Regions from separate parts of the Homo sapiens genome. Here region 2 is linked to region 1. A link is a loop called in an ENCODE intact Hi-C map of the cell type or tissue named here. Cell type or tissue: transverse colon. All regions are shown on one strand. Each heading gives the region's core, and the rest is flanking DNA. Links, peaks and the distances in the headings are about the cores only.

The links. Hi-C counts contacts between places; a loop is a spot of excess contacts. Peaks named below come from ENCODE experiments on the same cell type or tissue, not always from the same donor. Only the 100,000 strongest peaks of a DNase experiment are listed, where the experiment ranks them.
Region 2: a loop joins it to region 1, with 7 times the contacts of the local background. A loop is called at or near these places in 3 of 110 quality-filtered maps.

What each region holds. Positions count from the first base shown.
Region 1 is chr20:37,809,981-37,825,557 of GRCh38, reverse strand. All of the region lies in intron 11 of CTNNBL1 (catenin beta like 1), which reads right to left. Among named protein-coding and RNA genes, the nearest start is that of VSTM2L, 85 kb to the left of the region's middle. In transverse colon, for the core only: no CTCF peak of the experiment used is centred there; no DNase peak of the experiment used is centred there; H3K27ac peaks cover 958 bases.
Region 2 is chr20:37,695,862-37,711,438 of GRCh38, reverse strand. All of the region lies in intron 1 of CTNNBL1 (catenin beta like 1), which reads right to left. Among named protein-coding and RNA genes, the nearest start is that of CTNNBL1, 9.6 kb to the right of the region's middle. RefSeq lists a silencer at 13,939-14,088. In transverse colon, for the core only: no CTCF peak of the experiment used is centred there; no DNase peak of the experiment used is centred there.

The DNA of each region.
Region 1 (15,577 bases), core at 3,150-11,149:
GATTACAGGCGCCCACCACCACGCCCAGCTAATTTTTGTATTTTTAGTAGGGATGGGGTTTCACCACGTTGGGCAGGCTTGTCTTGAACTCCTGACTTCAAGTGATTCACCTACCTCGGTCTCCCAAAGTGCTGGGATTACAGGCGTGAGCCGTCACGCCCGGCCTCAGTTTCTCTTTTTATTTTATTTCTTATTTTTATTTTTTGAGACGGAGTCTCATTCTGCCGCCCAGGCTGGAGTACAGCGATGCAATCTCAGCTCACTACAACTTCCACCTCCCAGGTTCAAGCGATTATCCTGTCTCAGCCTCCCTAGTAGCTGGGATTACAGGTGCCTGCCACCATGCCCGACTAATTTTTGTATTTTTAGTAGGGATGGGGTTTCACCATGTTGACCAGGCTGGTCTCAAACTCCCGACCTCAGGTGATCTGCCCGCCTTGGTCTCTAAAAGTGCTGGGATTATAGGCATGAGCCACCACGCCCAGTCCATTCTCTTATTTCTTAGTCATAGAACCCATTTTATTTGGAGGGATACTGTGACCAGCTTAAAAAGCACATACACAACAACCTCCCTTATAGTTAGGTATGATCATGTGATTAATGTCAGGTCAGAGATTCGGGTTGAACTGGTATTTGGGACTTCCCGGAGGGGACACGTGTCCTTCTGCCCTTCCTTCTCCCCATTTTGCTTTCCTGCTGTTTGGAATATAGACGTAATAACTGGAGCTCTAGTAGCCATCTGGGACCATGAGGCAATCTTGAAAATAGAAGCCAGGCACTTTTATAGGTGCTTGGGGCACATTAAAAAGCAAACAAACATCCCTGGCCCTGTGATAAAAATGGCAGAATAGAATGACAGAAGGAACCTGGGCTCCCAATGACACCACGAAGCTGCCATTCCAGTCCTGCTGACCTCTGGACTTGTTTTTACCTGAGAGAGAAATAAACCTTTATGTGATCTATTTTGTTTAAATCATTGTTATTTCTAGTCTCTGTTACTAACAATCAATTGCAATTCCTGATACACTAATCCAGTAGGTTCTTTTCTAGGAAGTCCTAAGTAGGGCCAAAAGAGAGCCTGAGAGTCCTGAGAATTCAGGCGTTTACCCCAAGCAAAGCTGAGTGCACGATCACACTCATTTTTGGAAGCAGCCACACAATCCAGTGAGGAAGGTCCTAGTGCCAAATGCAAGCATTGGTGAAAAGGTGCATTCCCTTCTTTTCGCCTCACTGTCAAGGGTCTCCTCAGAACACTTTCCCATTATTACACATGGACTCCGAAGAACCTTGCTGGAAGCAGCGACACAGTTTTTTCTTATTAACTCACATCCTTGTAATGGCAGTATGCTGAAGAAGTGCTATGAGGCTGGCTTCTGAGCTTCAGCCCGAGTCCTCTAATGAAGATAGCTATACGTCAGCGCAGCTGGTTCCCTTTGGTTTCCTGCAGCGCATCACTTTTAGCAATAGCTCATCTAAAGTAATTTAAACTGACTTTGTGCCCTGGAAGCTCTTTCAGGATTTGAAAAGTATATTATATAGTTACCACTCCTCTCCCTACCCCCACCCAACTAAACACATAAAAAAATCTTTAGATCCTAAAATGAGACTTTGGTCTTTTGTAAGGAGTCCTTTTCAGTGGTTTGCTCACTGTCTTCTCACTAGCCCTGGATAGCATGCAAGGGCCTGGAGCCACACACCCAAGGCTGAGCACGAAGGCTCAGCTGGGAATTTCCCTACATTCTCCCTCATCAGCAATGTCTTTGTTCTTCCATTTCCCCACTGTCCAAGCATCAACCTACCCTGGTGCAGGAGAGCCGAACACCACAGTCCCAATGCAAAGAAGGTGTTCACACTCCTCTGAAAATCCTCCCTGGATGCCTGCTTTAGACAGAAATTCAGTTGGTGGGGGAGGGGGCCTGTTTCCAGGGCCTTCCAGCAATGATCTAAACCTACCTCTTCACTGCTTTCATCTTACTCGACAGTCCTGCCTTTCTGCTCTTCAAACAGCCGCTCCCTCCTCCTCCTATTCTTCCCACATTAAGCAGCAAAGTCCTCCTTGAAGCTACTGCAGCCTCACCAACTGTTGAGCTCCACACACACTCACACTCCCTCCAGGCTCCAGGGCTTCAGCTGATTTCCACAGAAACCAGAAAAACTTGCTGCAGACCCAAGGCGGCCTTATGTTCACTTTCTTGAAATCTGATTTCTTGACCCTTCTTCCTTCAGCCAGTCAGGCGGCAGTTAGAGGACAGGAGGAATTTCAGCGCTGCACTGACATAGCTCTTTCTTTTCTAGTCTCAGACTAACAAATGAAACCATCCTATAATCTTTCATGCTCAGAGACTACTGGAAAAACAGGCAGTCATCTCTGTAGTGAAAATGCTTCAGGACCACATTCTAACAGGGATCAGACTCATCACAGAGAGGAGATAAAATAACCCAGTTAATCCTAAAGAACATATGGCATTTGTGAAGAATGAGTCCATGCTGTTTTATTAACCGGGTACAATCAACAATATATATTGGCAAATATATTAAGTACTTTGTTGCCATCGTCATTTTCTCCAAAGTTAATCTTTCTATACACCCAGTGCAACCATTTTAGAATTGTACAAATAAAGAACTAAGGGCCTGCAAAATCTGCGTGCCTTTCCAGACAGGTCTTTCTGAGGAGCGAAAAACCATTTATTAGCACTGTGTGCTGGATTCACATGCTGGGTGCTTCATATACTCTTTCTCACTTAATATTCATGACCACCCCTGGAGTGAATTATTCTCCCCATTGTACAGATGTGAAAAAATAAGGCCCAGAGAGGTTATGAGCCTTACCCAAGTTTTCAGAGCTACTGAGAGCCAGAGAGTCTTTGATCTCACTTCATGAGCCAGCTTTCTCCCTACCATCCTAAATCTGCCTTCCTAGTGGTAAACTAAATTTACTAGCACCCAACTTTCCAGGGCGCTGCTTAGCAGAATGAGTTGTGAGAAATAAGCAGAGAGTCCATTTTGAACAAAGCTATAAACTGAAACTCCAATGTCCCTTTGCTTTATATAAAACAGATGGTTTCTGGCAAAAACTAACTTCAAAGTTATTTCTGTGAAACAAATTCTACTTGTCTGCCACTATGGAATCCAAGATGCATTCCCAAGGAAAGAGCTCTCCAGCCCGCTTCATCATAAATATTTGGTAAAAGGGAATGACGGGCAGCCAAGGCAGATGCTGGGCATGGCTGCAAATCAGCAGCAGTGTGTCCTTGCTGGCAGCAGTATTCCATAACTCCCCTCAGCCTGGCCATGTCATCTTCTCTGTTCAGGGAAGACACCCACACCACGGCCACAGGAATTCTTCCTGCTCCTAGGCAGCCTCTGACATCACCCTGGTAGCCTCTAGAAACTACGTGTGGTAGAGTTAGACACACGCTGGCACAGGAAGCAGAAAATACAGATTTATTCTCTAGCATGATACTAATAAGCACAGTAATAATCAGAAAGGCACACTTCCTTTCTGGGACTTAGTTTCCCCAACTGTCTATTGAACAGTCCTGAGATCTGGAAGATCTCAACAGCTATAAAATTCTTCCCTTTCTCTATGACAGTGGTTCTCAGTTGGGGGTTGTGCAGGGGGAGGGGTGGGAGGATTCCACTGTTTGAGATATTCTGCAATTTTTATGTGTGTGTTTGTGATGACTGACTGGGGGTTGCTACTGGCATCCAGCTGTGGCAAGAGGCCAAGGATGCTGCTGAACACTCTACAATATGAAGGGGAGCCCTCCACAACAAAAAATTATCTGGTTCTAAGTGTCAATAGTGCCAAGGGTGAGAAAATCTGATCTAAGTTACTTCTGGCATCTAACAGTATACAGCTGAACTATCAATAGATTCTATTGCTAACATACATATTCCAGCTAGGAAAATGCCTAAATCCAAGGCTCTTGCTCATATCAGTCATTGATTTTATAAATTAAAAATTCCACATGAGGTAAAATTACATGATGTCTAAGGTTGCCTTAAAATATTACAAGAAAAAAAGAGAGGAGGGGAACAAACAAGACTGGCAAAACGTTATTCACTGAAGCTGAGTGATGGGTACATAAGGATTCAATATATAATTTTCTCCACCTTTGTATATTTCTGAAATTTTCCCTAATAAAAAGATTTATTTTTTCCTTTTGATTAAGTCTGTTTAAAGGGATATAAAGGACAAAAGGGATTCCTATCCACCCCCACGCGTAAGGCATAGTTCTTGCCTAGCGGAGCTCACAGCTGAGTGGAAACAAGCAAGCCAACCACCACTGTACAAAACGGATGCTGTCGGGAGCATAAGAAAGGAAGCAGTCTCAGAACAGAAATGGAAAATCAGGAGAGGCTTCAAGGAGGAAGTAGGATGAGGGAGATTTCTAAGAGTAAGTAATCAGTCTTACAGAGATGTGGGTAAAAGAGCATCTCAGTCAGGGGATGCATCCAATGTCAAGATGTGGAGGAGAGAAAAGAGTAACACCAGGAGGGGCTTCCCTAGTTTAGGCTAGGTGGAAACAGGGCAGGGGATGAGCAAGGTGGTACCGGCAAGAGAAGGCCAAAGGGGCAGGTCTTCTGTCATGCAAAAGTCTAGATTTTACCCTAGATCTGTATTAAGAAGACCTGAAAGGATTATGCAGCAAAATCACGTGATCTTATTCATACTTTACAGCCACCAGAGGCAGTTCATTTGTGTATTAGTTCACATTCACGCTACTATAAAGATACTACCTGAGACTGGGCAATTTACAAAGAAAGGAGGTTTAACTGATGGACAGTTCTGCCTGGCTGGGGAGGCCTCAGGAAACTTACAATCATGGCAGGAGGTGAAGGGGAAGCAAGCACCTTCTTCACAAGGTGGCAGGAGAGACAGAGAGAGCGCGTGGGGGAAGCCGCCACTTTTAAACCATTGGATTTCGTGGGAACTCCCTCATTATCACGAGAAGAGATTGGGGGAAACTGGCCCCAAGATCCAATCACCTTCCACCAAGTCCCTTTCTGGATATGTGAGAATTACAATTTAAGATGAGATTTGGGTTGAGACACGGAGCCAAACCATATCAATCTGTGTCTTCTGGAACACTGGAAGGAGCATAGGATAGACTGTAGAGTGGCAAGAATTCCAATAGTAAGGAGAAGAAGGTTGTCGTTATCTGAGAGAGGAACTAAGGGGAGCAGAGTTCCTACTGGAGATGGTATGAATTGCAAGGAGATTAAATTCAAGAGGTACTTATGTACCTTACTTATGTTATTATGTTATTTCTAACTGATGTCATTAAATGAACTCCAAAGCAGACAGAAGGAAATATTTGCCTTAAGGAGACCGAAACCAGTATCAACACAGAAGAATCTACAAAAGATCTTAAAAGGGCAGGGTGCGGTGGCTCATGCCTGTAATCCCAGCACTTTGGGAGGCCGAGACGGGTGAATCACCTGAGGTCAAGAGTTCAAGACCAGCCTGGCCAATATGCTGAAACCCTGACTCTACTAAAAATAAAAAAAAATTAACTGGCTGTGATGGTGCGTGCTTATAGTCCCAGCTACTCAGGAAGCTGAAGCAGGAGAATCGCTTGAACCCGGGATGCGGAGGTTGCAGTGAGCCGAGATCATGCCAGTGCACTCCAGCCTGGGCGACAGAGCGAAACTGTGTCTCAAAAAAAAAAAAAAAAAAAAGATATTAAAAGATAAAATGAATTTAGTAGATTTTAAAGATGACACTCAAGGAAGACAATAATATGTGGGCTATGGCTCCTTCTTGACTCTCCATTTCTGAAGATTTTAGGCTTATACAAAAGCTATGACACTGTGGCTAGAAGTGTCTGCTCAGGCTGGTGTAGGAGGGAAGCCAATCATAATTCTGAATGTTAAAATCCCAAAAATGTAATTCTGGAAAAAATACTTTAAAAAATTCTTAAAAGATACTTACTTACATTTTAAAAAGGGGTTTATTTGAGAAACATATAAAAACATGACAGAATACTTCATAGACCACTTTCCACAATAAAATAGGCAATAATTACATATGTATTTTTGCAAGCATAAACACTCAGGTATACCAATGACAGTGGTACAGGTATGACAGTTATGAGCAGACAAACCCTATTCATAATGAGGCAGGTAAGTAAAAAGGAAAATGTACAGGTGAATATCACTAGGGTTGGTGATGGTGTGCACCCAACTTTATAATTTCAGTCATCTGAAATATTGTGATGAATAACCTAAGTCTTGATAAGATCAATCAAAAATAATGATGGGTCACCACTGTACATATGCAGTCACCCAAAGAGCCTAGATCTTGAGAAATTTTACATTGAACAAATGCAGATACACAAAAAGACATCTCTTCATTTACGGGGGAAGTTTCAACATTTTTACATACACACACAATGCTTATACACAAAGGCGATTTGACAATGCACTTTTGTCAAGTCAAATTGCAAAAAATGCATAAAATGAAGTAGAAATCTCTAAAAGCCCCTACACAATTTATACCTGCAGTATTGGAAATGACGCAAAGATGAAATATACAGCAAAGTGAATTGTAAGAAATAATGCTAACAATTTAAAATAGTGGTGAGGGGAGCCTAAAAAAGGAAAAGAACAACAGAAAGAAAACTTGACATATGAAAAGTATATTACAGAGACAGATTATGGGCAGTTACACAAAGCTAGTCCATAAGAGGTGGTCGACTTTCACAATCATTAACTATATTTTCAAGTCTTGTGTCACAATAAATTGCTACTTTTTTCTTTTGGGACATAGCTCTCCTTGGAGAATATATTCACATTCATTTTCTCTGGTGCTGCTCTTTTTGAAGTTATTCTGATTCCTGTGATTCTGATTTTGAGGATTTTAGAGTTCAAGGATTTCAACATTCAGGATTATGGCATTTGGGACTGTATCTTTCGGGATTATGATCCAACCCATTTAGGAGAAGGCTGTCCTGGTCCAGGTCCTCTGCCTGCCTGTTTACATCTATTAAGTCTTGACAAAGACAGTAGTCTGGCTCACTGAGCTTTTAGGTCAAACCCCAAGACCACAAGGCTGGAATACTTGCCTTTCCCAGAGTCCCAACACATTCTCTGTGCCTTTGTATACGCTATTCCCTGGCCTAAAAGCTCTTCTGTTTCTTGTCCACTTGGGAAATTTCTACCTACTTTCAATCTTTCTAATCTCAGGGAGACTGGAGGATCTCCCAAAGTTGACTGGAAGTCTATTTCCTCCTTCAGTGCTTCCAATGACAACTTCATAAATCATTATTTGCATGCTGTCTCCCCACAGAAAGGTAAGTGCCTCTAGGGTGGGTCTGAGGTGGGTCACTGTCTCCCAGGATCTAAACCTTGCCTGGAATCATTAAGTGTTCAACAGGTATTGTCTGAAGAACTGAAGAATGATGAACTCATGGAAGAAGTCAGTTGAGGTTTCCTTTGAGCCACCTTACAAAGGTTTGCACAGAGACTTCCTAAATGACTCCAGTTCTGGGCTAACTCCTTAAGATGAGCCTCTGAATCAGATGTGGGCTTCTTTCATCTTAAAGCTTAATCCTGAGCTCATTACTTTCCAAATGCTTTCTGTCATCTGGGACTTTTGACAGAGATAAGACATGCTAGGAATAGATATTTCCAGACCCACTTCTTAAATAAAGGCCATCCCCAAGAGACTCCCAGGTATGTGAGAAGGGAAGAGGACTTACATTTGTTAAGCATCTACTACATGCCACAATAAACTTGTGAGGCAGATATCAATATCCCATTTTATAGATTCTTGCTACTTAAAGTGTGGTCAGAGAAGCAGCAGCCTCAGCGTTACCTGGGGGCTGGTTAGAAATACACAATGTTAGGCCTCACCCCAGACCTACTGAAGCACAATCTGCATTTTAACAAGATCTCCAGGTGATTCGTCTGTGATATAAACGTTAAGAAGCACTGTTATAGATGAGGAATCTGGGATCAGTGAAGGTAATTAACATGCCAAAAGTTATACAGCTGGTGTGAGCTGGGATTTGAACTCAAGTCTGCATTTTCTAAAAGGCTGTGTATTTCCCACCACCCTGCTACTGAAACTCATGCCAAGCTTGTAGCTTAGAAAAACACATCTAACTTTGTATGAAATATATTTTAAAAACTTTATTATAGCATGGTTCATTATTTCAAAATTGAAGAATAAAGTTATTTTAAAAAGTTCACATCCCACATTACCAAATACAAAAAATCCTGGTCATAGAGGTTTCCTGCTTTGGCATGTCAGAATTAAAAATCTTTCTAGTTTATTTCTAAAACAGCTAAAGGTACTGGATTGTTGCCTTGGTGATTAAAATTCATGTAACTTCTTAGTTCTCCGACGTCTCCTTAAGAGACTGAAGTCCGGGATCAAGAATACAGGCTTTGGGGGGCCCTAGCAGACATAAAACTGTCTGCACAATTTGAAAAAGTACTTAACTTATTTGGGGCTGTTCTCTCAGTAATAAAGCAGGCTAACGATAACCCACATGGAGTTGATGTTAGGGATAATGACATCATGTATACCCTGGAACACAGCAAATACTCAGTAATGTGAGACACTATCACACTATCGCCATCATCAATATCTACAGTAGCCTCAGACCAGATGACACATCATCAGGAAAATCACCCAGTTAACTAGGCTAGCAAACATTGTTATTCCAGAAGTTTGTGAGCCAGCAGGCATACTTAACATAGACATGATTTATTAGTAATCAATACATTTAAGAAAGTTGTAGGCTTTTTTTTTTTTGTGATTATCAAAATGACATGCTTAATGTATTTTATGATAACCCTGCAGCAAACAGGGACCAAATTACCATACTTTTCTTTCTGCTTTGGAGCCAGGGACAAGGAAGGAAAGTGTTACTTAGAAAAAGTATAAGAAATGTAGAAGAGACGGGAAAAACAATGAATGTAATACACACCACAACACTACCATGTCATATATGTGCATAATTTTATAGTATATAAATCACTTTCTCGTATATTATCTTATCCAGTTCTCACATGCTGTGAAACATTGTCTCCATTTTAAAGGTGAGGAAACTGAGGTTCAGAGAACAAACGACACTCAAGTCACAGAACCTAAGCACAACAATTATGGCAGAAACACAAACCCAAGTCTTCTGAACCCAGCCCAGGGCTACTTTCTACTAGACTACCCAAGTGATTTAAATTTACTACTCTCACAAAGGGAGATGTTCAGCGTCAGAAAATCACCCCCAGGACCAGCTCCCAGCAAGTTTCTACAGCCCCATCCGTAGTGGTGACCTACCCAGCCTAACACACACATCCTTTAATAGACTGCTCCTAAAAGAGAAAAGGGCTGCTTCTCTTGAACCTGATACTTGAGAATAATTTCTGTTTGGGGATCCTTTGTTTGGCTACCTGGAAACAATGTTCAACATCTTTTCAACCTCCTTCTTATGCTAATTACAGCTCATCAGCATCTGGACACCCACAAGCAAAATCAATCTGGCTACAAAAGCAAGCCAACAACATTTTCTTACCATAAAAAAAACAAACAAGTAAGACTGCAAGATGATTAAATACACAGAGCATTTCCCCAGCAACCTGCAGGCTGCTGCGTATAAAAATCACATCCAATATTACAAGAGTCCAGGAAGGTAGACACTAACAAACACCTCACACACGTAATTGTATTCTTTATGAGCAGTGAAATGTATACAAGTTTATTTTCAGTTTACTCCCTTTCACATTATATCTTCTGTTAGATGCCAACATGTCTAACACATTCAAGTATTCACACATTTTAAAAAAATACCATTTGAAAGGCATCTTCACTTCCCCTTCTTATGCTATAACCCAAATGAACCTAGATGCATTAGTCTTCAGTCTACAACTCACTGTCTTACTACCCTGAAGTCCCAACACATTCACAACACTTAGAAGAGCCAATGTGGGCCAGGCATGGTGGCTCATGCCTGTAATCCCAGCACTTTGGGAGGCCGAGGGGGGCAGATCACCTGAAGTCAGGAGTTCGAGAGCAGCCTGACCAACATGGTGAAACCCCGTCTCTACCAAAAATACAAAAATTAGCAGGGCATGGTGGCGCATGCCTGTAATCCCAGCTACTTGGGAGGCTGAGGCAGGAGAATCGCTTGAACCCAGGAGGCGGAGGTTGCAGTGAGCTGAGATGGCGCCATCGTACTCCAGCCTGGGCAACAACTGTGCAACTCCATCTCAGAAAAAAAAAAAAAAAAAGGAGGAGCCAATGTCACCATCTAAGCCCAGCTCACCTCTCCAAACTGCTATTACCTCCACATCCTAATCATTTCACCTGAAATTTACCCTGCCTTCTAAAAATATAGTCTAGCTCCTAACTGTATTAAAATGCCCACCCTTGCTAAAAAATGCCCAAGATGCAGTGAGTAAAAACAGTATATCCATCATGATTCCCTTTATACAAAATTACACACACACACACACACACACACACACACTCACAGAGTCCCTAACATAGTGTTTGAATGGATGGTGTCCATGATGTTTTCAGTAATTAACTCTGGCTAGTAGGATTGGGGGTGATTTTTACTTTCCTTTCATCTTTTTTCACAATTTAAAAATTTTCTGCATGAGTTTATTTTATTCATACTCAGATAAAGCAATAAAGCTGTGTTGAACAAGTCTTCCCCCAAAGACCCACCATTCAAAAATCTTCTAGTGGCACAGAGAGAAAGTAAAAGGGCTGCTTACCAAGGCTTGTACTGTGAGAATTCTGGCCAGTAGCTCTCAACACTAGCTGGGCAACAGAATCCAGAGCCCCTACTCCGTTTTTTTTCTTTCATTATTGTCTTTTTATAGAAGGATCTGGAGCTTTTTAAAAATATAGATGCTTGGAGCCCCAGTCCTCAGAATTGCTGGAGGAGGGACATGTATTTTGTCAAAGCTGTTTAGCTGATATTGATCAGTCAAGGTAGAAACTACATATTTATGTCTCATTCTCAAGAGGGGGACAACAGAGAGAAAGGCCAGAATGCTAAGGGAAGTGTTTACCTAAAGGCACGTAACTTTGCAAGGTAACCATGTAGGGAATGGTTAGGAATAGAAACTGAAGGTTGAGCAGTGCTGGGCATCAGGTATGGAAAACCATGAGAAGAGTGGATACAGTGGGTAGATAGATAGGTCTGAAGGCCAACAAGAGGCACACAAAGTGAGCCAGGGAGAAATGTTTGGGATTGAGAGATGAAAGTTATTTATGCAGTACTGGGGCCAGGACTACTGACACCTTAAGGGACTGAAGAGAAAAGACACCAAACAGTTTAAATTAGTCCCACTACAGGTTAGCAACCTTAATTTATGATCTAAAAAAACCAAAACAAACCAAAAGCAGAAGTGCACTGCTTGTGATTCAGTTTTTGGAAGCTGCAGGAAAATCCTAGGTTCAGTTCCTAGGAAGGCCAGGTACTAGCTGTGTGACCTTCAGAAAATGACAAGTTATCTGGGCCTCAGTGTTCTCATCTATAAACTATGGGTAATAATACACAGCTCACAGGGTTATTGTGAGGATTAGGTGAAATGAGCTAATATATTTAAAAGCCTATTAGCGGACAAAGAACAAAAAAGGCCCCCAAATGGCAACATTAGGAAGCATATCTCAGTAAAGATTAAGTGTTCAATTTTAATAAACCAGATCCCACAGTTAATTATTGCCTAGTTCCTAAGTTATTTCCCCATTTTGGCACCACCTACAAATGCTGGAGAAATAACTAAAGGAGTCTGGCTATTTCTCTACTTTTGTTTCTACATTGCTGGCATTTGTTTTATCTATAAAAGAGATATACTACACCCTAAACTATTTCTATACAACTTAATCAAGATTATAAATGAAAACTAACAGAGTCCTACTGACACAATAACAGAGCATCAATGGAAAATTCTATTTCTAAAATAAGAATTCTGGTAATGCTGCCCCTAAAGAGCCAAGTTTCTACCTGGCAAAATGAAAAACACAAAAGAAAAACAGGAGTGATAAGTGTTTCTCCTTCATCCTCCCCAACCAAGCCCTCAATATCAAAACTGAATTTGGGCTAATTAGCGGAAACTATCAAAATAACTGAAATTAGTACTATACCTATGACCTGTAAAACTTTGGAAGAGTCCTCTGGCAGCAGAGCATAGTTAAAACAACTAGCCTAACAGCAATGGCTACTAACACCTAATGAATACTTACTAGGTACCAGGGCACCAGTACCGTCCTCAACACTGTCCAGAGATTAACTAAGTCAATCCTTGCAACAGCTCTACAGGTCCTTCCAGGTCTGGCTTCTGCTTAACTATCTAATCTCCATACTCTCCTCAGCAAGGACTGGTACCAGACTGGTCTCAGAGGACACTCCTGTGGAACTTGGTAAAAATACAGATCCATTGACTTTATGCAGACTGCTGGAATCAGAAACTCTGAGAACACGTCCCCAACATTTTCAATGAGATTCCAGATGATTCTGATGGTCAGCTAGGTTTAAGGCTCACTGCAGTTTGTCCCTCCCAACTTTTTTTTTTTAATACATGCTGCTTTTTCCATTGACTTTCCTTTACCTGGCTAACTTTTACCAAAGGTTTGGCTTGGGGGCCACATTCCTGGGGGGGGCTGTTTCTAATCACCAGTTCTCTCACTACCCAGGTTGGACAGGGAGCCCCTCCTGTGCTCCCACAGCGCCTCATACTTCCTTCTACATCTTTACCTTGTAACATAAATGCAGGTTTCTGTGTCTGTCTCCCTAGCTGAGCTGTCAGTTCATTCACCTTACATTTTTACCTCATAATAGAAATGCAGGTTTCTATGTCTCCCTGGCTGGGCTGTGTGAACCTGTTCAGCTTCCAGCTACAGCACCAAGCCTGACACAAAGCAGGGACTGGTGGTTTGTTTAATATAAGAATGAATGAAGCCTCACTGACCTACCTTTGGGACATCTACCCATAGAAATAGACCCTCTGCAAGGGCAGTCTAGAATGGGAGCTTCAAACTGAAACAGAAGAGTCTGGTACCTATTTGAAGACGTAATGAATTTGAAAAGTGCTAGTATAACCAGGATCGTAACTGAGGGTCCAGGGTAATATGCCATCATGAAAAACAGTGGCTGTCCCATTTCCCAGGAAGCTCCTGTTATGACCCAGCCTATCCACATATAAAGTCCTGGGTCACAGCTGGGCTTCACAACCACAAAAGGCAAGAGGTTTATATCCTATATGTAAACATGAAAACTGGAAGAGGTAGGGACCCATTCTTTTTTGAAAGAAGGCAAATGTGCAATAACTATATTACCATATTGAATGCTACCTGCTAGAGACTACGTCAGACACTCATGATCATTATTTGTCACAAAACATTCTAAGAAAGGTTTTATCAGGCTTATTTGACTGAGGAGGAATTCAAGGTCCAGAGAGAAGAAATAACTTGCCCAAGGCCACTAGCTAGCTTGCAGATACTGCTGGGTTTGAAATCAGGCCTATCTGCCTACAAAAGCAATCTGCCTTCTATGACTCTGTGCTGCCTCTGGATTACCAACCAGAAGACCACTGGAGCCACCCTGGTGTTGGAAGAAGCTTTAGAAGTAGACTTAGGCTCAAATTTTGCTTTGTCACTAATGTGCTAAACGGTATTTTGGTAACTGACAAACTCTCTGAAACTCACCTGTGAAAAGACGACAGAAATGCCTAATTCATAAAGGTACTTTATGTGCACCTGTAAAGCCCTGAGGCTTAGTAGACAGATGCCCGATAAATGTGAGGTGACCATTCATCAGTTTTCCCCACTCCCTCGAAAGAGAACAGTTGCTTCCAGAATGGCAAATTCATCCTGTCTCACTGTCTTCTTCAATGGCAAACAGCTATGCTGTGATCTACTTGGGAGCTGGGTAAATCCTTAATATGACTTGAACCAGTTAACAAACCAGATGTGCACCACTCAAAATCATCCCCTCAAGCCTGATGAAAGGAACCCCATATCCAAGCACATTGTTTATTTCAGCATCCCTACATTTTGTCATCCGAGGTCAGGAATGAGACAAGCAGCTGGAGGGAAAGAAAAGGAATTGATCCAGAAACTATTCAATTATAAGATTTTCAAATAGCAACAAAAAACAACAGCAAGACATTTTCATCCTTATTTAACATAAACTGCTGCTAGTACATGGCTTAATGCCATTCTTAAATACTGTTCACTCTTTACTGGCTTATTGTTCTGACCACTATAACCAACTCTGTGATTGTCAAGCTTGGAGAATACAAATATGGGCACAGGGGTGGTGGCAACAGCCTCTGAATCCTCTGTTTATAGCTTAGACAGAGGAGAAATAGGGACCTGAGGTTCCTTGGTATATCCTCTCGGGGAAGGTTTTTATCTTGTATTCCACATAGAACTGGCATATTTACAGCCCGCCTCTAGGACTGGTAGATTCAGGAAGGAAAAGAAGTTCTTCTGGCAAGTACCTCTAAAATTACCAACATAGAAGGAGGAGGAATACAAACTGGAAACTCATCCTCATTCCAGCCACTAATACTAATGAAACAGGGTCTGTGCTAAGCACTTGATTTCTGTATTATTTCATTTAATCTTCACTTGTTACCCTTATGAGATAGATTCTAAGAGTATCTCAATTTTACAACAGAAGAAATTACAGGCTCAAAAAGGCTAAGCAACTTTTCCAAAGTCACAAAGCTGGTAAATGACAGAACCAGGAGACCAACCTAAGTCCTGTCTTAATCCAAAACTCATGTTCTTCATCATCCATATCACAATAACTAGCTATACATGCCTAGTGCCCACTGTCCCCTCTGCCATTTCCTTCACTGGCATAATAATTAAATACTATGTATCCTTCGAAGAGTACTCAAATGTTATCTCATCTCTTAAGCCTTCCCAGAATCCCTAAGGATACTCCTTTCTCTGGGCTTCTTCAACCACTAATGAACATTTATTATAGTGTGAAGTCTGGAGTCAGTATTAAAATGATCTAAACCAACATTTATCAACCCACCTATTATGGTCTAGATGTGGTTTATCCCCACCAAAACTCATGTTGAAATTTAACTGACAATGTTATGGTGTTGAGAGGTGGTGAGACCTTTACAAGGCACCTGGGCTATGCGAGATCCACCCTCACAAAGGGATTAATGTAGTCTGGTGGGAATGAAGCAAGTCTTGCTCTTGCTGGACTAGATTAGTTACTGCGAGAAGGTTGTTATAAAGCAAGGCTGTCTCTTGTGTTTTCTCTCTGCACACGATCTCTTCCCTTTTTGCCTTCCACCGTGAGTTGACACAGCATGAGTCCCTCACCAGATGGGCTGCCTGATCTTGGACTTCTCAGCCTCCAGAATTGTGAGCCAAATGAACTACTTTTCTTTATACATTATGTAGTCTCAGGTATTCTGTTATAGCAACACAAAATGGACTAAGATACCCCCGACACTGTGTTAGATTTGCATGAGTTACTTCAATTAATTCTTACCCAAGAAGGTAAGTATTAATTTTGATCTTAAAGATAAAAAAAAAACCATGTATTGAAAACTACTACAGGACAGATGCTGAGCAGCCTTA
Region 2 (15,577 bases), core at 5,775-13,774, 120 kb after region 1:
CATTTAATAAATATGTATGGAATGATTAAAGAATGACAGGTTCAATATGGAGCACTAATCCAAATGAAATTTGCTAACCGCCCCAAAATCTGGATTGTCTCACAGCCTGACTAGCAGCATATGTTACAATGCCCTAGAAACAATGGTAAACAACATCCTATTTCCTTACCAACCCCTGGTGAATGACTAGGAAACTATGGCAAAAGGAGATAAGACGAGAACTCACAGACTGTCAGAGTTGCAGAACTGGAAAGTCTGTAAGCTTCTCAAGCAAGGTTTTGCTCAAACTGTCCTTTCACAGGAGGATCAGATGGGCCAGATAATGGGCTAGGGCCAAAGGTTGGGTCTTAAAGGTCCAGCTAGGGTAGGGCACACCATATGAGGCACACTGTATATGGCAGCTCCCATCCCAACCATGCAGAGCCCTTAATAATAGACTCTGGGTTGGGAGCCACAGAGCACATGTACATATCAAGCCTAAAGAAACTGGTGTGTGTGTTGGAGAGGAGACGAAAGCAGAGGTAGGGTATGACAGAGAGCCAAGAGTCAGGCACAAGACAAGAAGTGAGCAGAGGCATAAACTGGTGAAGAACAAACATACAGGGTCTCAGGTGATCGATATAATTAGATTTCACGGGCCTGTGGGTGTGTGTATATGGATATAAGGCTGACTAAAAGATACAGGGTTAAGGCAATCAGACAGGTAAATGGCTACCTTCCAGAAAGATAAGCATCATGAAAGAAAGGAGCACCCCACAGAAGGCCAGGTTAAGCCCCTATTTGTGAGTGGTAGTTTCACTTGAAAGACTCATGATTAGTGGACAACAGTAATTGCTCAGATGTTCTCTAGTTCCCAGGATGGCAGTGGGGGGGGCAAAGAGATGCTAGAGGAAAAGCAACATGGAAAATATAGACTACTCAGGCTAAAATGATTTCTAGTATCTCACAGACTTCGGAATCTAGCAACAGAGCTCTAAAAAGTTTTGCAGTTCATCCAAAAATGACCAAGAATACGAATGCTTCATTCTTCCAACAACCTCAACTTTTCAAAACACCATTAAAAGAATGGGCAAAAAAGGCCTTAGAGGTTAGATATCATATCAAACAAACAATAACACTAAGGAGTGACAGCTGACACCAAGGAAAAGAATGTAAACTACACAAAGTAGGCACAAGAACTCAAAATCCCTACTATTCCACAGTGCAGAAGTAAAAGCTTTCCAGATTTCAAAAGGTCATGAGAGAATTCAGGCACAACTAACATGTATTCATAATGATGCTCCTGAGATCACAGTGTGTCCTACTGAGAAAGGCAAGAATGTTCATGTTTTAGAAAGCTCTCCATACAAAATGATGAAAAATACATGTTTTGCACATGGAAAAGAGGACGCATAATCAAGGACACAGCACTGCCTGACCCCGATTTTGTCACCAAGTTGTTGGGGTGCTAAAGTTATTTCCCTCTCTGGGCTCTCTGGTTTACCCATGTGTACAAAGAAGAAGCTGGAATAGATCGTCTTGCCACTTAAAAGCTTCAGTTACCTGGAAAGTCTGTTTCTGAAGGGCATCACATTTTCCAAAGACACCAGAGAAACAAGAAGTTAGTACAATTCAATACAATCTGTGCCACCTTTTTTAAAAAAGGAATCTCATTATGGGTTTCTTTCAGCTACAACCCTCAATCAATCGCAATGTCTTTTTCGTGTCCTCCTTTATTGCCGAGTTTCACTATTCTGTTAGTCCTTCGGCATCTCTACCTTCCCTTGCCCAATAGAGGTACTCCTGGCCAGAGCCCCCATTACGTGTTTCAGCTTCTCTGTGAATAACTATGCAAGCTTGAGATGCTCAAAAGTTTCCCCCATCATTAATCCTATTATGGAAGCATTGATGTTGAGAGCGTCTGCTAAAAGATAACATGACAAACTGTAGCTACAATTTGTTTCTTTTTATACAAAGCTGCAAAGAAAATCGCATTCCAACATTATATACCAGCAGAGGACTGGTGTGCTGCTAATGTTTAACTCTATCAAGGATCCCAAAAGAAAATTTAAACTGAGATGCTCTTAACTGGAAATAGGGGATTCAAATAAAGAAATGTCATCAACCCTCAATTTTATGTATTAACAGAATGAGCACATGAATAATGCCAAACATGAAGCTAGAATCTGCACTAAAAATAATGCCAGCAAAACTGTTCAAGAATCAATCATGCCTGCTTTTGGAATAAAGTCAGATATATTCAGAGAGAAGCATCATGATACTCTGCTTGGTTTCAACTCCCTCTTTTTTTTTGTTTGTTTTTTTGGACGGAGTCTTGCTCTGTTGCCAGGCTGGAGTGCAGTGGCGCGATCTCGGCTCACTGCACCCTCCACCTCCCAGGTTCAAGCAATTCTCCTGTCTCAGCCTCCTGAGTAGCTGGCACTACAGGTGCATGCTACCATGCCCAACTAATTTTTGTATTTTCAGTAGAGACAGGGTTTCACCATGTTGGCCAGGATGGTCTCGATCTCTTGACCTCATAATTCGCCCACCTCGGCGTCCCAAAGTGCTGGGATTACAGGTGTGAGCCACCGCGCCTGGCCAGTTTCAACTCCTTCTTAGTTCAGTGACTCTAGATATTGCTGGGTAGCTGTTGAAAGGAAGTACAAAGAGCCAGTGCACATAATCTGCTTACAAGCAGCTGATAATCCAAAGTGAGTTAAAAGATAGAAAGGCACTGCAGTAGTCTCACTAGATCCTTCACTGAACTCCAGGATGAAGAAAAGCTAATTTCCATTTACCAACCCACAATGGAGCTGGAATTCTAAAGTTTAGGCTAAAACATTTTCAGATCAGTCACTGCTGGAATTCTATGGAAAAGAAACTAGTTCTGAACTACAAGCATACCTCATTTTTTTCCCCCTTTGCAGATACTGTGCTTTTTACAAATTGAAGATTTATAGAAACCCCGCATCAAGAAAGTCTATCAGCTGGGCGCGGTGGCTCACACCTGTAATCCCAACACTTTGGGAGGCTGAGGTGGGCAGATCACTTGAGCCCAAGAGTTTCAGACCAGACTGGGCAACATGCCAAAACCCCATCTCTACAAAAAATACAAAAATTAGCTGGGCATGGTGGCACACACCTGTAGTCCCAGCTAATCTGGGATTGCTCGAGCCCATGAGGTCAAGGCTGCAGGGAACCATGATCCTGCTGCTGTACTCCAGCCTGGGCAATAGAGCCAGACTCTACCTCCAAAAAAAAAAAAAAGAAAGTCTATCGCTGCCATTTTTCCAAAATCATGTGTTCACTTCATGTCTGTGTCACATTTTGACAATTACTGCAATGTTTCAAACTTTTTCATTATTATCATATCTGCTATGGTAATCCGTGATGAGTGATCTTTAATATTACTACTTTGTTTTCAGGCACTACAAACACGCCCACGTGAGACAGCGAACTTAATGAATAAATGTGTGTGTTCTGAGTGCCTCAACCAGCCTTTCCTCTTTCTCTCTCTCTCTCTCTCTCCTCAGGTCTCCCTATTCTCTGAGACACAACAATACTGCAATTAAGTAATTAATAACCCTACAATGGCCCTAAGTGTTCAAGTGAAAGAAAGAGTCTCACATCTCTCACTTTAAATCAAAAGCTATACATGATTAAGCTTTAGTGAGGAAAGGATGTTGAAAGCGGCAATGGGCCGAAAGCGAGGCCTGTTATACCAGACAGAAAAGCGTGAATGCACAGGAAAAGCTCTTGAAGGATATTAAAAGTGCTACTCCAGTAAACATATGAATAGTAAAAGAGCTAAAGAGCCTTACTGCTTATATGGAGAAAGTCTTAGTGCTCTGGACAGAAGATCAAACCAGTCACAACATTCTCTTGAGCCAAGCCTAATCCAGAGCAAGGCCCTAACTCTCTTCAGTTCTATGAAGGCTAAGAGAGGTGAGGAAGCTGCACACAAAGTTTGAAGCTAGCAGAGGCTTATTCATAAGGCTTAAGGAAAGAAGCCACTTCCATAACATGAAAGCGCAAGGTGAACCCAGAAGTGCTGATGTAGAAGCTGCAGCAAGTTAGTCAGAAGAATTAGCTAAGATCATTGATGAAGGTGGCTACACTAAACAACAGATTTTCAATGTTGACAAAACAGCCTTCTGTTGGAAGAAGAGGCCATCTAGGATTTTCACAGCTAGAGAGAAGTCAATGCCTGGCCTCAAAGCTTCAAAGGACAGGCTGATGCTCTTCTTAGGGACTAATGACTTTTAAATTGAAGCCAATGCTCATTTAGCATTTTGAAATCCTAGGGCCCTTGGGAATTATGCTAAATCTACCCTGCCTGTGTTCTAGAAATGGAATAACAAAGCCTGGATGACAGCATATCTGTTTACAGCATTGTTTACTGAATATTTTAAGCCCACTGTTAAGACCTACTGCTCAGAAAAAAAAAAATTTCTTCCAAAATATTACTGTTCATTGCCAATGCATCTGGTCACCCAAGAGGTCTGATGGAGATGTACAAGGAGATGAATGTTAATTATATGCCTGCACACACAGCATCCATTCTGCAGCCCATGGATCAAAGAGTAATTTCAACTTTCAAGTATTATTCTTTAATATTTAAGAAATGCATTCATAAGTCTATAGCTGCCATGGATAGTGATTCTTCTGATGGATCTGGGCAAAATAAATTGAAAACTTTCTGGAAAAGATTTATCATTCTAGATGCCATCAAGAACATTCATAATTCATGGGAGGAGGACAATATATTAACATTAACAGGAGTTTAGAAGAAGTTGATTCCAATCCTCGTGGATGTCTTTGAGGGGTTCAAGATTTCAGTGGAAGAACTAACTGCAGATGTGGTGGAAACAGTAAGATAACTAGAATTCGAAGCAGAGCCTGAAGATGTGACTGAATTGCTGCAATCTCATGATCAGACTTGAATGGAATGTTTCCTAAGGATAAGCAAAGAAAGTGGCTTCTAGAGATAAACTCTACTCCTAGTGAAGATGCTGTGGACATTGTTGAAATGACAACAAAGGATTTAGAATATTACATGAACTTAGATGATAAATTGGCAGCACAGTTTAAGAGAACTGACTCTAATTCTGAAAAAAGTTCTACTGTGGGTAAAACGCTATGAAACAGCACAGCTTGCTACAGAGAAATCTTTCATGAAAGGAAGAGCCAACAGATGGAGCAGACTTCATCGTTGTCTTAAGAAATTGCCACAGCCACCCCAACCTTCAGCAAACACCACCCTAATCAGTCAGCAGCCAGCAAAAGGAGGCAAGACCCTCCATCCACCAGCAAAAAGATAACTTGCTGAAGGCTCAGATGATGGTTAGCAGCTTTTAACAACAAAGCATTTTTAATTAAAGTATGTGCATTGTTCAGATACAATACTATTGCACACTTATTAGGCTGCAGTATAGTATAAACAGAACTTTAATATGCACTGGGAAACCAAAAGATTTGTATGACTTGCTTTACTGGAGTGGTTTGGAACCAAACCCTTAATATCTCCAAGGGATGCCAATATTCAGCTGAAATACTAAAGAGGTAAATGGCTGACCTTGGAGAAGGTAAAAGCAGTATCAGAATTCCTACTACATCTTCTCCTGATTCCAATTTCTCTACAGCTACACAAGACTCAGACCAAACCCAACCACTTCCTTTAGGGACACTAAGGGGAAAAAAAGACAAAGGAAGGAGTAATTTGTAAACGAGATTCTTGGCGCTAGAAAATAGGAAAACTGAGATATCTTAGTAATATTAAAGAGACCACGGGAAAATAATTACTATGGTGATGACATAATTCTTGATATAATAAAGTTGTATTTTAACCTACTGTGAACATTTCTATACTGTAGCATGTGTGGGTAACAAACTGTTCTCATTTCTTTATACAGGATTCTGAACCTTAATCTCCAAGGGACCAATGACCTTGGGAATACTGAGGCAATTTTGTAGAATTAAAAAAAAATTTTTTTTTGCCATGTTGCTGTAGCATGCGTGTTGTTAGTAATGAGATAAATAACGAAAATTAATGGGTAACACTTACTGGGCACTCACTATGTGTCAGGCACTGTACTACTTAGCAATATCCAAATTGTCTCATTTAATCCTTTATTTTTAAGAAAGATGGTAAAGCAGAAATTTTTTTAAAGATGGTTGGGCAGAGATAGACACTATTATACAATCTCTATTTTAAAGATGAAGACCTGAGGCTTAAAGAGGTTAATTAATGGACCCAAGGTCACATAGCTAGCAAGTAGCAGAGCTGAGATTCCAATGCAGGCCATCTGACCCAGAGTTCATGTTCATGCACTAAGCTAAACATTAAGGGATGCCTAACAGGCTTTGAAGTATTTTCTCCCACAGTGCTGACAAGCTATTGTGAACCATCCACATTCTCCAATGAAGTCATTTTTATATACGAAAACTTCTCTAATTGGTTAAACCTTATAAATTCAATCCCTCAATTTAAACAATGACAACTACTGAGAGACTGCAGAAAGACATGGCTGTCTTCACCAAATTCACCTTCAAAATTAGCAAGGCAACTTAGTAAGAAGACCTGTCTCCAAGGAAGCTGAACTAGGTAGGACTGAAGTCTATGACTGAAGAACAGTGTTCTCTGTTGGCCTCTGTTGGATCTCACCATGCCAATATGAGATCCACAATGATAAAAGTAAGACCACCCAGGAGGCTACTTATTTGACAGTCTTCCCTTTTTTTTTTTTGAGACAGGATCTAGCTCTGTCATCCAGGCTGGAGTGCAGTGGTGTGATCACCGCTCATTGCAACATCAATCTCCTGGTCTCAAGCAATCCTCCCACTTCAGCATCCCCAGTAGCTGGGATTATAAGCGCGCACCTCCAAACCCAGCAAATTTTTTTTTTTTTGAGACGATGTCTCACTGTGTTGCCCAGGCTGGTCTCAAACTCCTGAGCTCAAGAGATCCTCCCACCTCAGCCTCCCAAAGTGCTGGGATTACAGGTGTGAAGCACTACACCCTGTCAACAAAGTTTTAAGAGTCTAAACTAAGGTGGTGGCGGTTGGAACAGAAAGGAAGGGATGGAGAGAAGACTCCTGAAGGTGCAGCGCTCCCTCCATAAAGCCTTTTCCAACTTCCCAGCAGTAGAGCTGCTTGTGTCTTTGTGCCACCACATCTTGTTCATGGCACCATAACAGCCCTGACAGCACTGACACTCTATACTTGGATTTCAAATCTGGGGTATACCCCATTAGACTGCAAGCTCCAGGAGAGCAAAAACTGTGAGTTAATCATTTTCATATCCTAACACCTTCTTTACTCTGAGAGAGAGGCAGGCTCTGTGCTCATGAGCCTGTACCAACCATGAAGAAAAGAACCATGGCCGGGCACGGTGGCTCATGCCTGTAATCCCAGCACTTTGGGAGGTCGAGACAGGTGGATCACCTGAGGTCAGGAGTTCGAGACCAACCTGACCAACACGGAGAAACCCCGTTTCTACTAAAAATACAAAATTAGCCAGGCGTGGTGGCACATGCCTGTAATCCCGGCGACTCAGGAGGCTGAGGCAGGAGAGTCGCTTGAACCCAGGAGGCAGAGGTTGCAGTGAGCCGAGATCATGCCATTGCACTGGGCAACAAGAGCAAAACTCTGTCTCAAAAAAAAAAAAAAAAGTAAAGAACCTTGTCTTTCATCTTTGAGCCGTTTCATCTTTGAGAAATAGTTCCAAGGCTCCTTTCAAGTCTGCTGAACATCAACACCCCTGACTGAAATGCAAAGCTGGCCATGGGGATAGGCAGGGGAGGAAGCAGAGAATTATGTGATATCTGAACATCTGGCCAGAATGTTCAGTACACACACGAAACATTAATCAGGGACGGTGAACTAAGAGCTGTCTGCAAAAAGATGCTGAAAGGAAAAGAATGAATGAGTTCTTCTAAAATGATGAAGAAGAGAGTTACAGAGTCAAATTCTAGTGAAGATTCCAGAATAATGAGGCCCAAGAAAATCTTTGGCAAAAGACAGCACTGACAAGTTCAAGAATGTAGGTTTTGGACATTCTACAAAATAGCTGACCAGTACTCTTCAACATGAAAGATAACGGAAGACTAAGGAAATATGACAAACATTATGTGGGATCCTGGATAGAAACCTGGAACAGAAAAATGACCAGACATCTCTGATGGCATGTGAATTAAGTGTGCAGTTTAGTTACTAGTATTACACGAATGTTAATTCCCTAGTTTTGATCTTTACATAATGGTTATATGAGATGTTAGCTTTAGGGGAAGCTGGATGAGGAATATACGGAAACTCTACTATTTTTATAATTTTTTCTAAGTTTAAAATTCAAAATAAAAAGTTAAAAAGCAAAGAATATAGGTTTTGTAGCAAGAGTGGCAAGATATGATAATAAAGAAGAGGAAAATGATTAAGCAACTGAAGTATCAGTTGTGAACCCAATTTTCTTGAAGTCTGACATGAAAGCACAGAGATGTAGGCCAACAAGCTAACAAGATAGTAGAACAAGAGCTTTCCAGAAGGGGAAACAACCAGGGCATATACAAAGGCATGTCCCAGTTCATTCAATCATTAAACAACCATGTATTAGACATTAACTACAGTTGAGATGCTCTGCTAGGTGCTGGTCCTTGCCTCTAAGTCTACAGTTTAGTAAAAAGTGTGTGTAAGGAGGCATATAAATAGAATGTGTTTTGTAAGTGTGAGAAGAATGGGCCAGAAGAAAGAGATGATGAGAAGAACGCAGAGGGAGGAAGTGAACTTAAGGAAAAAAATCACTCATGAGATGAAAGAGAAAAACAGTCTGAAATGTTATCAATGAGAATAGCTCTGTATCTGTTCTGGTCCTCCTTATCTGTTAGAGTCACACTTCCAACAAAAAGTAACTTCAAAATGTACTAAACTGACATGCAAAAAGAGCCTATATAAAATGACTTCATGATTAGAATCATATTCTTAGGGCTACTGGGATGAGGCCTTCACAGAATGAAGGATGTATCTGAGCACCAGTTTTCAGATTTTCAGTAATGTTTCTTATACACACAACAACAACAACCAAAAAACCCATATAACAGAAAAACTCAATTACGAAATTACAATGACTACCTTATGAGGCACATAATAATACAAATGATAAACTCACACAAGAAGAAAATAATGCTTAATAAAGCAACCTTGAACTAGTATTTAATATACCTAGTAGATTAGTGGAAAAAATAAATTATGAACTAGTACTATCAAGATTGTAATAAAACTGGGGCCAGCCACAGTGGCTCACGCTTGTAATCCCAGCACTTTAGGAGACTGAGGCAGGAGGATAGCTCAAGTCCAAGAGTTCAAGACCAGCCTGGACAACACAGGGAGGCCCTGATTCTATTTTTTAAAAAAAGGTTGTAATAAAATTGGAACACACACAAACAGTATACTGTTAGCACTGTAAAACAACCAATGATTCATTCCACGTGCGTACGATGTATTACGCCACACATCTGCAGCTGAGATGAGCGTACAATGTATTACGCCACACATCTGCAGCTGAGATGAGCGTACGATGTATTACGCCACACATCTGCAGCTGAGATGAGCGTACGATGTATTACGCCACACATCTGCAGCTGAGATGAGCGTACGATGTATTACGCCACACATCTGCAGCTGAGATGACCCCCATCGTCTCCGACCACTCCCTGCTTTTTACCCATTGCTGCATTTACCCTATGCTTTGAACATTTCACTACCCTGCTTTTGCTCTTAATAATGCCAGTCAAGAATCACTGTCCCCAGTGTCCTTTACCACCCACAGAATCCCTACCCATTCATCAAGGCTAGGATTCCAGTGTCATCTCCCTTTTCTTCAATGACCAAACCAAATCCATCCCCATCGATATATCCCCTTTCCATATCCAACCGTTCCTTCCATTGTGCTCCCATAATACTTTTATTCATAGAGTTAGTTTTCTAAATGTCTGTCTTGCTCCTTACATTATGAATTCTTCTTTAATGTCCATGGTCCATGTCATAATAATTTTAGTGCATGCAATACTTGGCACAGGAGATGGCACATGGTAAATACTAATGACAGATGGGAAGGAAAAAAATGCTACATGAACAAAGCACTTCACTACAATGTTATCTCCAAGAACAAAAACCGGAAAACCACCTAAACATCCAATTGTAGAAGAACAATTTAGGGAAAATGGTCTATCACTCAAGCAAAAAGTATGCAAATATTAAAAATAACATGAAGGAGATGTAGAAACACAGAAAATATTCCTGGCAATGTTAAATTAAAAACATAGAACATAAAGTAGTATATATGCAATGGTTCTAGCCTCACAAAATACGTAAGGACTGTGGGAACAGAAAAATATTGATTGAATTAGGATAATAGTTTTCCTCTTCTCAAGCATTTTCTTTAATACTATTTCTATCACTTTATTATCATTTAAAATTTTATTTCAAAAGAAAAAACTAGGAGGGGGAAAGGAGCAAGTTTAGATATTTCTGTAAGCTCCTGCAATCCAAGAGATATGCTAAGATATTACTGATAGAGGACAAGAGGAGTGGGTGTCTGCAATATCACCAAAACCAAGGGTCCCTTAGCCTCAAATTTGCCTCAAAAAGAATACATCTCATGTCACAAGCCATACTAAATGTGAATTCTTTATTGGAAAACTTCAGAGGTAAGAACTTTTTCCAGACATCTGTGGAATCAGATTTAATGAGAGTGCCCTGGAGTTCATATATGCGCCTATGCCAGCAGAAACTTCTCAGCCAAGGCACTGCTGGGCACACTTCTTGATGAGATGTCTAAGCCTGAAGGCATCAAAAAAGTACATTTCCATATTGGGAACATAACTGGTTCCCTCTTGAAGACTTTTTCCACCACCTCCTGCCCATATTGTAATTCTCCTGTCTTCTCAAATGAATAGTTAACATATGTCAAGGATATACGGCATATACTGAGGCGCTTAGTGCCTATCTCTATTACTTGTAGAAGAACCAATCTCAGCAGAAAATTGGAATCTTCCCACCAAGTCGCCCCAAAAATGAAATGTAGTAAGCACCCAAAAAATGTTAAATACTTTTAATAAACATTTCTTGACACTGCATGATATTTTTCCTGGCTTAGTCTCTGAATTTTAGAAACGGCATCCATCTTAGTCTCTGAATTTTGGAAATGAAAAGAACCAGAAGTCATATCGCTCAGTCTCCTCATTTTACAAGCGATTGAAAAAAAATGATGTATAGAAAGGGAAAGTGACTTGTCCTGAGTCACCCAGATAAGTAATGATAAAAGTGGGATTAAAACCCAAATCTCCCAGATTCTCAGCCCCACTCAGTCTACCACATGAAGCGTTTTTATCCCTTGAAATCTCTGGAGCCCCGGTCTAAATAATTAGTACCACAGAATTTTAAAGCTAGAAGGGGCCTCAGAGAGAGTCGCGTACTTAATCCCCTCATTAGGCATATGAGGAAACTGAGGCCCAGGAAGATTAAGTGATTTGCTCTCAATATCTTGAATGGCAGGGAAAAAGTACAACTTAAGCTCAAAAATCTGCAAACCAATGCCCACAAGAGAGGAAGAGAATGTCTCAGCTGGGGAAAATTTTTCAAGGAAGGGAGATCATTTTAGACCAGGGGATCACAAAGTACAGCATCAGCATCACCTGGGATCTGGTTAGAAATGCAGAATCTAAAGTCCCACAGGAGACTGAATCAAACTCTAGGGATGGGGATGTTCAAATCAGACAATTTTGTTCCCTTATGTCCCTGAGAAGCAAACTTCAGTGGTCGTACTGAGTCTACTTTGTAAATGATAACTATAACCAAAGGCTCATAAGATGTATGTATTATTCAACATGTGGACTATACTTCAACTTTAAAAAGTTTTCAAATCTGAAAACAAAATGGAAAACTACCTCTGAGTGTTCAGCTGGTTTCAGTTCTGGCCCTGCTCCTTACTGGTTGTCTGGCTTTCGGCAGGCAGCTTGACCTCCCTAGGTTGAGTTTCCTTTCCTATAATACAGGCATGCTGCCAACCTCAGAAGGCATGTTGAGAATTAAATGTGATAACTTGTCTGAAAACACTTTGGTTCTGCATCTGGCATATAGCAGGCAGGCAGTATGGCACAGTGGTTAGGAGCTCCAACTATGAAGTAAGACTACCCGGGTACCCTGGACTTGCCTCTACCTAGCTAGATGCCTTAAGGTAGGTGCTCTTTTCTGTACCTCAGTTTCCTTATCTGTACAACAGGGATTAACAACAGTACCTTCCTCATAGGGTTGTTATGAGGATTTAGATAGATCATGCTGGTTAGTAAAGCATCTTTCATGTCTATAAAATGTTACTGTTTTCAAGGAGTTTTTTTGTTTGTTTGTTTTTTGTTTTTGAGACAGGGTCTTGCTCTGTCACCCAGGCTAGAGCACAGTGGCATGATCTTGGCTCAGTGTAACTTCTGCTTCCCAGGCTCAAGTAATCCTCCCTCCTCAGCCTCCTAAGTAGCTGGGACCACAGACACACACCACCATGCCCAGCTGATTTTTAAACTTTTTGTAGAGACAGGTTTTCACCATGTTGCCCAGGCTGGTCTGGAACTCCTGGACTCAAGAGATCCGCCTGCCTTGGCCTCCCAAAGTGCTGGGATTACAGGGGTGAACAACCACGCTTGGCCTCAAAGAACTTTTGCATCCATAAACTCATGACTTTCTGCAAGAGGATGGGTGCAACTGATTATGAACTACATTCCAGCCTTTACCATCTTTTAGGAACAGGAAGAGTGGACATGGATCTTACAAAAAGAAAACTGAATGAACAGAACACATGGGGAATGTACAGAGTTGGAAATAAGGAGACCAGGATTCTGAGATAAGGGCCAGGTGGTGTAAGGAAGCCAGGGCCTGAATAAGGTCCTGAGGTGGATTTTGGGACTGGTGCTGCTTTCCAAGCCTTAGACCATGATTCTGAATTTGGGTTCTGAAACTTAGCCTTGAATTGAGGATATTTCGCTGAGCAAAGGCCTAGAGCTGGTTTTTGGTGCCTAACGGGTGGGCCTCTCACCTCTCGAATGGTTCTAGCCGGCCAATTAACCAAAGTGGGGAACCTGCGATGGGGAAGGAGATGCTCCTGGCTGGCCAGCTGGACATGAGCATGCCCGCCCTAGGCTGGCGAGATCAAAGTGCTCTCCAGTAGCAGACTTAGGAGGTTTCAGCCCTGTTACTGGTTCAGTTCAGTGTTGTCAACCTGAATTAAATGAGTTCTAGTATTGTAGTTCCTTATTGTGCAACCAACATATTTGCATTTTAAAACTCTTAGATTGAACCCTCAGATACAATAGAAAATGTAAAGGCCAAGATCCAGGATAAGGAAGGCAAGTAATATTTTGCAGTTCAGGAAAATTAGCCTGTGGCAACCCCAATCTACCTGTAGGCGCTAGGCATATTTGCTCTTGGTGAGGGGGAAAGGGGTCAGATTGACAAAATGAAATACTTTTGGAATAACACAATAAACAAATGTTTATGATCACGAAGCAAAGCTACCTAGATTGGAATCCTTGAGGTACATTTCACTTGTGTGAATCTGGACACGTTTTTTATTCTCTATACCTATTCCCTCATCTTTAAAATGAAGGTTCCTATATTAACATATTAAGTACTGCCATTAAGATTAAATGTGGTAAGATGTGTAAACATTAAAAAATAATAATAAGGAGACCAGGATTCTAGTTTCAACTCTGGCCACCATCTTGGCCCACAACCTCAGGTGAGTCCCTTTATCAGACTAAGGTTCACTTTCATCCATGAACAAGTGGGTTGAATGAAGGTATCTACCGTATCTCTCAAAGTCAAGGTCTTTATCGTGGCCCACAAGGAAGGCCTACATAGTCTTGTCACATGCCTACATCTTCAGCTTTGTCACTTACCATTCCCCTGCTCACTTCCCGTTTCAGCTACATAGATCCTCTTTCTGGTCCCCTATGAGGCTGCACCAGCTTCTACCAATAGCCTATGTCCATACTTGCTGTTCTTGCTGCCTCCATCATTCTGCTCCCTTCACATGACTGGGTCCCTCTCAACCTTCAGTCCTTTAATGCCCATTCCTCTGTGTCCTTCCTCGACCACATTACATAAAGTAAAAGGTCCTGTCCCCAACTCCCAGGGGTTATTTTCGACAGGAGTGTTGTCCAATAAAAATACAACAAAAGCCACAAACAAAACACCTAACTTTACATTTTCTTTCTTTTTTTTTTTCTTTGAGAGAGAGTTTCGCTCTTGTTGCCCAGGCTGGAGTGCAATGGGATGATCTCAGCTCACTGCAACCTCTACCTCCCAGGTTCAAGCAATTCTCCTGCCTCAGCCTCCCAAGTAGCTGGGATTACAGGCATGCACCACCACGCCCGGCTAATTTTTTATATTTTTAGTAGAGACATGGTTTCTTCATGTTGGTCAGGCTGGTCTCAAACTCCCAACCTCAGGTGACCCACCCGCCTCAGCCTTCCAAAGTGCTGGGATTACAGGCATGAGCTACCACACCCGGCCCACTTTACATTTTCTAGTAGCCACATTTTAAAAGTTTTTTAAAAAGCAACATTAATTTTAATAATATATTTTCTTTAATCCAATATATCGTAAGTGTTATCATTTATTCAACATGTAATCAGCATAAAAGTTAAGGTACTGTACATTATTTTCACGTGGCCAGGGGCAGTGGCTCACGCCTGTAATCACAGCACTTTGGGAGGCCAAGGCTGGCAGATCACCTGAGGTTGGGAGTCAAGACCAGCCTGACCAACATGGAGAAACCCCATCTCTACTAAAAATACAAAAATTAGCCAGGCGTGGTGGCGCATGCCCGTAATCCCAGCTACTCAGGAGGCTGAGGCAGGAGAATCGCTTGAACCCAAGAGGCAGAGGTTGCAGTCAGCTGAGATCTCACCATTGCACTCCAGCCTGGGCAACAAGAGTGAAACTCCATCTCAAAAAAAAAAAAAAAAAAAAAAAAAGATATTGTACATTATTTTCATACTAAATCTTTGAAATCCAGTGTGTATTTTGCACATGTAGCAGATCTAAATTCGAAACTAGTCACATTTTAAGTATTCAATAATCACATGTGCCTAGTGGCTACTATACAAAGCAGTGCAATTTTATAGCATACTCTGCTATATTCCCTTCCCAGCACTTACCACAAACTGAATGCATTGTTTACTTATTATCTTGTAACTTCCCACCAGATGCTCCACAAAAGCAAGAATCTTGTCTTTTATTCAGTGTTGTATACCCAGTGGATAGACTGCCTTGCACACAGTAGGTGTTCAATATATATTTGTTGAGCAAATGAATGAAACTCTTCTAGCTTTAATGGGCTAGCCATTCTAGAAATTCCAAGCCGGCATACAATCACTGATTTAATAACTTGCCTATTTCCCTTCATCTTTCACTATCAATTAAACTGTCTTTAAAAGAAAAATCTCTTGGCTATATAGCTCCCCATTGCTGAACTGTTCTTTCCCATGATGTCTTAAGCGTCCAGGGTCAATTTCTTGTACTTTGGCTGAGGGAGTGGTATGAAAATAA